Linked DNA regions of Homo sapiens: region 1 is linked to region 2. Evidence: read pairs that join two places in POLR2A ChIA-PET (ENCODE). Cell type or tissue: PC-3. All regions are shown on one strand. Region 1 overlaps LAMA3 (laminin subunit alpha 3). Region 2 overlaps LAMA3 (laminin subunit alpha 3).

Region 1 (5,000 bases), 78 kb after region 2:
CACGCTGCAAGCGTAAGTGCACGTTTCCCATCACCCAAGTTCTGCTCTGGTCCCGTGTGGATGATGCTTACCAGGAGCAGGCTTCTTCAGTGGCACTGTGCTAGAGACTCACCTGGAGATCTGGAGAAATGCAGATTCTGATTCAGGAGACTGGGCTGGAGCCTGAGTCTCTACATTTCCAATAAGCACCCAGGTGATGCCCATGCTGCTGGTCCATGGACCGCACTCTAAGTAGCAATGTTCTAGAAGATAAGTATTTGTGACTCCCCTGCTGTGTGGCCTATGCACTTGGCAAAGCAGGTGAGTGTGACAAGTCTTAAACCTCAGAATCTTGGAGAGCTTGATCCCCTTCGTCACAGAAGCCCCTTCCATTTTTTTGGCCCAACCCAAACTCAGTTGAGATAGGACAGCCAGGGTCATGTGGCAGTGCTACTCACTGAATGAGAACCCATGGGACCTTTATCTCAGAACCATCTTGTGGTCCGAGGGGTAGGGTAAGCTCACTTCACGTGACTGCAGTGAGAAATGCAGTGTGCAGAGTCCCCATGCAGAGGCCAAGGAACAAGAACCCTGCTGCCAGGTTGTGCCCTGACCCTGGGCTCTGGACGCACAGGGTACTGGGGTGATGTGGATGTGGAGCCACTTCAGGGAGCCTGAGAGCAGCCTCCTACCAATTTCCAGAATCCTTCAATGGTCCAGAGGCCCCATATGAGTGGCACACAGTGGCAGCGAGGTGGGCTCCTTGGAGGGTCTTTCTTGGATCTGGCTGGCTCCTCAATCCCCATCCACACTGTCTGCCATGAGCATTTGGTGTGGTTGGTCTTGACTCCAAGAAATGGGCCTTTCAGATCCAAATATTTCTCTCTGACCCTTTGGAGGCTTCTGGAAAGCCTGGCAGTTGGTGGAGTGCTGCTGGAGCCCAGGCGGCCTTTGACCCTCACATGGTATTTCTTTATCCCCTGGCCAGCGTGCAGCTGTGGTCGGCGCCTTTGTGAAGAGATGACGGGGCAGTGCCGCTGCCCTCCCCGCACGGTCAGGCCCCAGTGTGAGGTGTGTGAGACACACTCATTCAGCTTCCACCCCATGGCCGGCTGCGAAGGCTGCAACTGTTCCAGGAGGGGCACCATCGAGGCTGCCATGCCGGAGTGTGACCGGGACAGCGGGCAGTGCAGGTGAGCTGGGGGAGTAGCCTGTCTGCTTCTGTCACAGGGAGGTCGCGTGCCATCTGCCCACACACTGGTCATCGTCACTTTCCACTTCCCACCTGTCCAGGGGTGCCCTGTGTTGACCTCGGCATGAGCTTCCCAGACAGGATGGGTTGCAGTGGGTGGAGTGATTGGTCCCTTAGGCTCAGAACTGGGCAGAGCCTGTGTGGACAGATTACCAGTCATCTTGGGCCGGCAGCAGCCTTGCCCATTGACTCCAGCATGCTGTCACTATGGGACTGTGTTCTGTGTGTGCCATGAGGCAGAAGTGGGAGAAGAATGATACATGCATAATGAAGGTATCTGTGTGCTTTGCTGGGATGCCTTGTGGTGAGCACCTGTCCATTTGTATTTAGGTATGAGCTTCATACCCTCCTTCTAGGGTTCGCTGGCAGTGTGGTTAAGGTCAATGTGTGACAGAGTCTGAAATCCCACCTAGCTGATTTGGGCTGGAAGGGGAGCTGAGGCCTCCACAGCAGGGCTTGGTGGGAGTGAGGAGGGAGTCAGGGTGAACAGGAGACAGGCTGGAGAGCCTGGCCTGAGAGTGGGGCTGCCCTCAGAGGATCGCTGAGCAGTCCAGTACTTAATTGCTAAGGGACAGGTGGAGACCTCGGCTCATGCAGATGCTGCATTGCTGAGAGGTTTGATTCAGAGGCTGCATTGGAATGTGGAGGCCGGTGTCACATGGTTCCAGGTGACAAGCCTGATCTCAGCAGGACTGGGTGGGGGCTGCAGGGGCCAGAGAAAGCGTATGGCTCCTAGAAGGAGAGACTGGTAAGAATTAGATCAGTGGTGATATGCTGGGGAAACTGAGTCAGAGGCCAGGCCAGGATGGCAGCGTGCAGGGGAAAGCAGAAGTTTCACCATGCACCCCACTCCCTTCAGCACGCACCCCAGGCACATGGATATTATGGAGTCCGTAATTTGGGTGTGAGAGCCAAGAGGGCCTATGGCTGCTGGGGACAGGCCTCAGTGACTCCCACTTGAGGGTGGCTGTGGTAGTCTCCCATGACTGCCATTAACGAATGCCACAAACAACGCTAAAATAACAGAAATTTATTCTTACACATTTCTGGAGCCTGGAAATTAAAAATCAAGATGTCGGCAGGGTTGGTTTCTTCCGGAGGGTCTGCAAGAGAACCTGTTCCATGCCTTTCTCTTCGCTTCTGGTGTGCAGGTATTCCTGGGGGAGTCCCTGGGCTGTTGGCTGCATCACTGCAACCTCTGCCTCCGCCATTACATGCTGTTCTCCCTGTGTGTCTCTGTCTTCCTGTGGCGTTTCCCTCTCTGTACGTGTCTCTGTCTCTTCTCATTTTCTTATAAGGACACCAGTCATACTGGCTTAAGGCCCACCGTACTCTGGTATAACCTCATCTTAACTTAATTACATCTCTAAAGACCCTGTTTCCAAATAAGGTCACATTCTCAGGTAGTGGGGGGTAGAACTTGGACAGATCTTTTGTGGGGATACAATTCAACTCTCTATAGCAGCAATGTTTGCTTTTCTAAGAAAGGCCCCTTAACCACACCTTTAATTGTTATCTGGTGCCTCCCAACTCCTTGATAATACTGGAACCTTGTAAGGAAGCTGGGAGAAAAACTCAAATCATGAAATATTCCAAGTCTTTAAAACCACAGGTGTGAGTCCTGCCTGAGTCAGCTCAGTCACTCAAGAACCAGAGGGGATACCTGTGTTTAATCACAGGAAGCAAAGGAACCAAGGGGGAGATGGAGAATCAGTTTTCAGGCAGGAAGAGAAGCAGTAGAGTTTTCAAAGGGAGTGGTTTGTCAACAATAAATCGCTGCAAATGGAACTTCACACACAATTTCTCAATGCTGCTGTCACAGAAAAAGAAAACCAAGAGTGCTTTTAAAAATGTTTTAATCTTGTTAAGGCACCAGAAGGTGATGGATGGATTTACTGCAGTATTTTATGTAAAAATCCCTAAGAATTTTATTTTTAACAAACTGTCACTGCCAATGATAATTTAATAGACTGGAATATTCCTAACTCAGGATGGAGGCATGTCTATAGTAAGTTTTGCCCAAACCTGACAGCATCAACAGAAATGGAATCTTGCTGACTTGTATTACACTTAAACCAAGATGTAAAACTGTTTACTTTGACCTTAGGAAAGGGACTATAATAATCTAATGGGATAACGCATCTTCCCATGATCAAAGTAGATTTGTCATAAAAGGGCCTTGTCAGAAAATGTAAGAAAATTTACATTACTGTAAATTGCACAAATTGCCCATGATAATTTCAGTGTAAATGCTGAAAAAGCTTTTGATTGCCTGAAGGGATTACTTCTTTATAAATATTAGAGGAAAAACTATTTTTTTCCTCCTTAGAAAATTTCCTTTATGAAGAATATGTTTAGAGGAGTCTAAAGCTCATGTAAAAGAAATAATCAGAGATACCTAGAGTTTATGAGAAAAAGGAAAACACATTCTTTCACAGTCTTGTCCTGCAGTTGTACAAATCATCACAAACTGCAAAGCTGAAAAATTGCAATTCTCAAATTGTATTTAACTACTTATAAGCATTCAACTTTATCATACTATAAGAAAATCAAACTGTTACAAATATTCATCTACTTTAAAATGAATTACAAAAATAATTTTAGCAATCTACAATACTCACTCTTTACTTAGTCAACCTGGTGTTGTAGTTTTAGAGGCAATAAGTTGGAACCATAAAACTGAGCCTTCGACTCACCTTTGGCAAGTCCTAGCTATGAGACTGGGCAAGTCATTTTGTCTGCCTGGCTTTCAGCTTCTTACTCTGTAAAATGAAGTTTAGTAAAATCATCTCTAACTTCCTATCTAAATTTAAAATTCTGATTCCATTTCTTTTTCAATCTCTGATTGTATCACGGACTATATTGTGTAATTATCGAAAGGTCTATTATTCTGGCCAATTCTATCAAGATCAAAAAGATGCTTATATTGATCAAAACTTCATTTTTTTTAGCACAACAAGACAGCACATATATCTATTTATAGCGATGAAAAAGTAAATTTGCATCTGCTCCTAGTAATGGAAGATATGTGCCATCAGATTCTCTGAACATACAAAAGGGCTAGAATATTTTTGGAAGACTTTATCCATCTGTGTCAGACGTGAGGAAGCTGGAGATCCCTGGTAGTAAAAGCTGCAGTACTGTTGACCGCGTCCAAGCTATTTTCAGATTGATCAAAGGAGATGGCAGTCCACCTGGACATCCAGTGAAGCCACGTGTACCTCATGCCTTTTCAGAAGGGTAGTAGCCACAGGAAAGATTTGGGGATTCCCTCTATCTCCACTCAGATTTACTAAGCCTTTGTGTTAAATGGAGAAATTAAAAACCAGAAAAGGTCATCGACTTGGTGTTCTCAGAACAGAAGGGCTTCCAGCTAGGCATCAATTCCTGAGCCCTAACAACTTGGAGAGGCAATTTCTTTGATGCACTTCATCAAATAATCTGTGAGGCTGGCCAGGCAGTGTGCAGGCGCTGGGATGTGCTGTTGACACAGTGGTGACGGCTGTAACAGCCACACAGAAGGAGCTCAGGGTTCTCACCTGCACGACCTCTGTCGTCCTTCGTCTCCTGTAATACTGGCATCTTCTTCTAACCTCTCTGATGATGCTTCTCTGGCCATTTCACTGGCTTCATTTTTCTCCTTCTGCCTCCAGACCAAGAAGATGTGTGGTGTGAGTTGCGTCCTGTCTCTGCCGCTCACTCTCTGGGTGACCTCAGGTATATTACTTCTGTCCTCTGGGCCTTAGGTCTTCATCTGTAAAATAAGGAT
Region 2 (5,000 bases):
GACATAAAGGTGGAAACAATAGACACTGGGGACTACTAGAGGGGAGAGCGAAGAAGGGCGACAAGGGTCGAAAAACTAACTATTGGGTACTATGCTCAGTACCTGGGTGGCAGGATCAATCATACACCAAAGCTGAGCGCCATGCAATATATCCAGCTAACAAATCTGTACATGTACCCCCTGAATCTAAAATTAGAGTTGAATTTTTTTTTTGGAAAAAGAATTTTAGGAAACTACCTACCTTCCCAACCCCTCTTTATTTCCAAATCTCTGCCCTTTTATGGTAATACAATGATCTGTAATTATTTTCCTTTACTCAATCCCATTTGTAAATGTTTTAGAGGAGAGAATAAATAATGGAAAAGGAAAATAAAAGAATATTTTGTAAATAATACTTCAATATAGCTGGAAAAAATTAGAGTATGTAGGGCCGCTTACAACAAAATTTATGACATTGTCTCATGGTATTTATAAAATGCATGTAAATATAATACATATGCAACAATAGCATAAAAAATAATACAATATTAACTCTAATTTGACTGTGAGACGTGAAGGATATATATTGTAGTCCCTAAAACAACTGCTGACAAAATAATGCAAAGAGGTACAGCTAAAAGGCCAATAGATACTTCTAAAGGTAATTTTAAAAACATTCAAATAATCCAAAAAATAGATAAATGAAGGAACAGGGGATGAAGTGCATGCATGTGCGCAAGCACACACACACACAAAACCACATACACACACACCAGACACAAAAGGAAGGGGCAAGCAGAAAATAGATACAAATAGTGGTAGACCCAAATCCAGCTCTATAAAAAATACTCTAAATGTTAATGGACTAAACACTCCAATTCAAAGGCAGAAGCAATAAGAATGAATAAAAAAGCAAGACTCAACTATATTGTTCACAAGTACTTACCTTTAAATATAAGGACAAGTTGAAAGTAAATGAATGGGAAAAAATATACTATGTAAACAATAAACATTAGAAGGATAGAGTAAAAATATCAGGCAAAGTAAACTTTAAGACAAAGAGCATTAACACAAATAAAGACATTTCGTAATGCTAAGAGTAAATTCATCAGGGAGACAGTAATCATAAGTGTGTTTGCATCTAACAATAGAGCTTTAAAATACATGAAGCAAAATTTGACAGAATTAGAGGGAAAAATAGACAATTCTATGATCATAGTTGGAGATTTAAATACCATCCTATTGGCAATTTATAAAACTAGACAAAAACATCAACAATAACCATGAAAAATTGACAATTTAGATTTTATCAAAATTAAAAACTTCTGCTCAAAACAAAACATGCTATTAAGAAAATGAATAGGCAAGTTACAGACAGAAAATATTCACAAAACATAAACCTGACAAATGGTTGGTATCTGGGATATACAAAGAACTTCCACAGCTCAGTTATAAAAAAAAAAACCTCAAAAAAATTCAAAAGATTTGAATAGCTACTTGACAAAAGTAGATATATAAATGGCCAATAAATGTACATCAAAGAGCTTAACAAGGCCGGGTGCTGTGGCTCACGCCTGTAATCCCAGCACTTTGGGAGGCTGAGGCGGGCGGATCACGAGGTCAGGAGATTGAGACCATCCTGGCTAATACGGTGAAACCCTGACTCTACTAAAAATACCAAAAATTAGCCGGGCATGGTGGCGGGCGCCTGTAGTCCCAGCTACTCGGGAGGCTGAGGCAGGAGAATGGCGTGAACCCGGGAGGCAGAGGTTGCAGTGAGTCGAGATCGCGCCACTGCACTCCAGCCTGGGCGACAGAGCGAGACTCTGTCTCAAAAACAAAACAAAACAAAACAAAAAAAAGAGCTTAACATTATTAGTCATCAGAGAAATGCAAATTAAGATTACAATGACATACTACTACATACTCCCCAGGATTGCTATTTTTTCCTCAGCTTTAAAGGATGACTATTATTAAAAAGGCTGACAACATCAAATTTTGGTGAGAATGTGGAATAACCACACCTATTCATCATTGTTGATAACAATGCAGAATGGTACAACTACTTTGGGAAAACGGCCATTTAAAAAAAATAAAGCTAAACATACACCTATCCCATGACTCACAATTTCCACTCATAGGCATTTATTCATAAGAAATGGAAATGTTTGTTTTCAAAAAGTTTATAGTAGCTTTATGCAAATACCCCCAACTAGAAATAGCCCAGGTGACCAACAATAGTAGAATGGATGAAGAAACTCAGGCATAACTATAGAATGGGACTCTGTGGAGCAACAGAGAGGAAGAAACTACTGATGGATGCAGCGACATGCAAGAATCTTAAAAACATTATGCTCAGTGAATGACGACTGAAAAAACACACACCCAAAAGTATCAGGGCCATTTAAATGAAATTCTGAAACAGGTAAAAGTAGTCCATAGTGGAGAAAGTCAGAAATGTGGTTGACTTTGAAGAGTTGATGATGGAGATTGACTGTGAAGGGGAAAGAGGAACTTTGGGGTAATGATATTGCTCTATATCTAGATAAGGAATTGGATTTCACAGATGTATGCATTTGTCTTGACTCAGTGGATGTACAATTAATAGTTTTGCACTTATAAGTTTTTTGCACTTGTAAATTTTATAACAGAAGAAAAAAACTGTAAACAAATACTGAATTCCAGCTAGTTAAATGCATGGTGAAGTATTTAGGGGAAAGTGACTGATAGCTGCAATTTATTTTGAAATGCGTAAGAGATAAGATGAATTAGTGGATGGATAGAGGAATGGATGGATGGATAATTATGTGATAAAGCAAATATGGTAAAATATTAATGGTAAATTGTAGGTGGGGGAGTGTAAAGGTGTTCACTGTAAAGTTGGGAATTTTTCAAGATAAAATGTTGAAAGAAAAGAGTAATGAAAGAAGAAAGCCAGGAGCACAACATTTTTGGATTGACTCCTTCTTGATTTCTTTTCCCTTAAATATTGATGCTCTTAACTAAGATTGAAGATTATCCCCATTGTTTGAGATGATGCATGAAGATACTTTATCTCCATGAACTAAAACAAAGTCTTTCACCTCTTCCACAGAGATGTGACTTCTGATCGAAGTCTTTTTTTTTTTTTTTGAGACGGAGTCTTGCTCTGTCACCCTGGCTGGAGTGCAGTGGTGTGATTTCGGCTCACTGCAACCTCTGCCTCCTGGGTTCAAGCAATTCTCCTGCCTCAGCCTGCTGAGTAGCTGGAATTACAGGTGTGTGCCACCATGCCCGGCTAATTTTTATATTTTTAGCAGAGACGGGGTTTCACCATATTGGTCAGGCTGGTCTTGAACTCCTGACCTTGTGACCCACCCACTTTGGCCTCCCAGACTGCTGGGATTACAGGCGTGAGCCACTGCACCTGGGCTGATCTAAGTCTTAAACTCACTCCCTAGTTGTGTCGTTGTTATGTTGGTTTCACTATTTCCAGTCTAGTTAACCTGATGTCCTCTGTCTATGGTAAGAAACAGTGGCAAACAACAGATTTGAGGGTTAATTGACATCGGATGGGAAGGTGGGCCACAGCTGTTTCTGATTTACCCACCATGTTTATGCATGTAAATTTCAAGTCACAGAAGTGGCCAATGTGGTTTTAGACCTCAACATTAAAGTGAATTCAGATTTTAGCCTATGGGAAAATGAGCGGTAATAAAGAAAAGTCTGTAGTTAATAAAATTATCTAAAACAGGAGAGGATACAGAATGGGTCTTTGTTCTCCCTCTGTGTTTCTGTGCAGACTTTTGTGTGGGTCAAATTGTGTTTTTGTTCTTGTTAACTTCTTATTGCCTTTCTTTTCATTAGTGAAAGAACATTGTCCTCCTAATTATTCCCAAGTTAGAGCAAAAGAGGCAGAAATGAGCTAGATCCATAGTTTTGGAAACTGATGATGCATGTTGGGTAATTTAATTATGTGGCAATTACAAGGATTAACCATGAACTGGAAAGAGCTGCCTAGTATTGTACTTTAAAATGAGCTCCGTGTATGAGACTCATGCCTCCATTTTCCATTCATGAAACAGAGGTATTCAGAAAAGGGTTTTATGACTAAAGCACAGATAAAATTAGAACGAAGAGAGACAAGGATCTGTATATGTTATTCCTTCCAAAATTGGAGAAGGTGTAAATGCACACATGACCCTTGGGTTAAACTGTGCGATTCATTATCCATTCGTCAGTTCTTCTGAATGAGGCTACGAGAACAGTCCTCTTCAGTGTTTTCTCACTCACATGTCAGGTGCTTCATTAAAGCAAATTCTTCGATCAAGGATAAAGCCTGGGCTTGTCCAGTTGATGGAATGTTTCCTTTCCTCTCCCAATAAGAAAAAAATTCCAGAGCCAAGATTAAGCCAATCCTATGGTAAATTTTGGTCAAGGTCAAGATTAATGCTTTTTTAAATTATTATTTCAGTGACTTCAAAATTACAATTGTATATGACAGAATTATTCCTCTGGGTGAGTAGCACAAAATAAGGAGAATCGTCTTCCCCAGAACCCTTCCTTTAAGTTTCTTTTGTTTCTTTCTAGCACAACACAGCTGGAGTAAACTGTGAACAGTGTGCTAAGGGCTATTACCGCCCTTATGGGGTTCCAGTGGATGCCCCTGATGGCTGCATCCGTAAGTTTCATTTCAAGTTGGTGTATCTTAGCCTGTGTGTACTGCCTCAGCGAAGTCATCAGGCTAACTTTGGATCAGTTAATAACTTCCTTCATGCCCTCTCTCTTCAGAGTATTAGTTGTGCTCGCTATGTGACCTCAGTCACTTACACAGTCTCTTTGAATTTTGGATTTATTGCATGTAAATGGAAATGATAATGTATTTCATAAGATTAAATAAAATGCAATCAAAAGCATGTAGGAAAATACTTACCATTGGGCCTGTCACATATTAGGCCTGTGATAAATGTTAGTTTCTCCATTTTCTGTTGTTTTGACATGTTTCTATGATCTCTAATAATTTCAATTTTTGGGCTGGAGGC

Evidence for each region. Peaks named below come from ENCODE experiments on the same cell type or tissue, not always from the same donor. Only the 100,000 strongest peaks of a DNase experiment are listed, where the experiment ranks them.
Region 1: POLR2A ChIA-PET joins it to region 2 with 5 read pairs; 2 of 35 experiments call an interaction of 5 or more read pairs at or near these places.

Annotation. Positions count from the first base shown.
Region 1 is chr18:23,846,497-23,851,496 of GRCh38, forward strand. It overlaps LAMA3 (laminin subunit alpha 3), which reads left to right. Exons shown (of 75, transcript NM_198129.4): 31 at 1-12; 32 at 968-1,172. Among named protein-coding and RNA genes, the nearest start is that of LINC02958, 130 kb to the right of the region's middle. RefSeq lists an enhancer at 656-1,501. In PC-3, no CTCF peak of the experiment used is centred here; a DNase peak (open chromatin) is centred at 2,865; H3K4me3 peaks cover 479 bases; H3K27ac peaks cover 4,087 bases.
Region 2 is chr18:23,768,949-23,773,948 of GRCh38, forward strand. LAMA3 (laminin subunit alpha 3) reads left to right here. Exons shown (of 75, transcript NM_198129.4): 9 at 4,549-4,639. Among named protein-coding and RNA genes, the nearest start is that of LAMA3, 82 kb to the left of the region's middle. In PC-3, no CTCF peak of the experiment used is centred here; no DNase peak of the experiment used is centred here.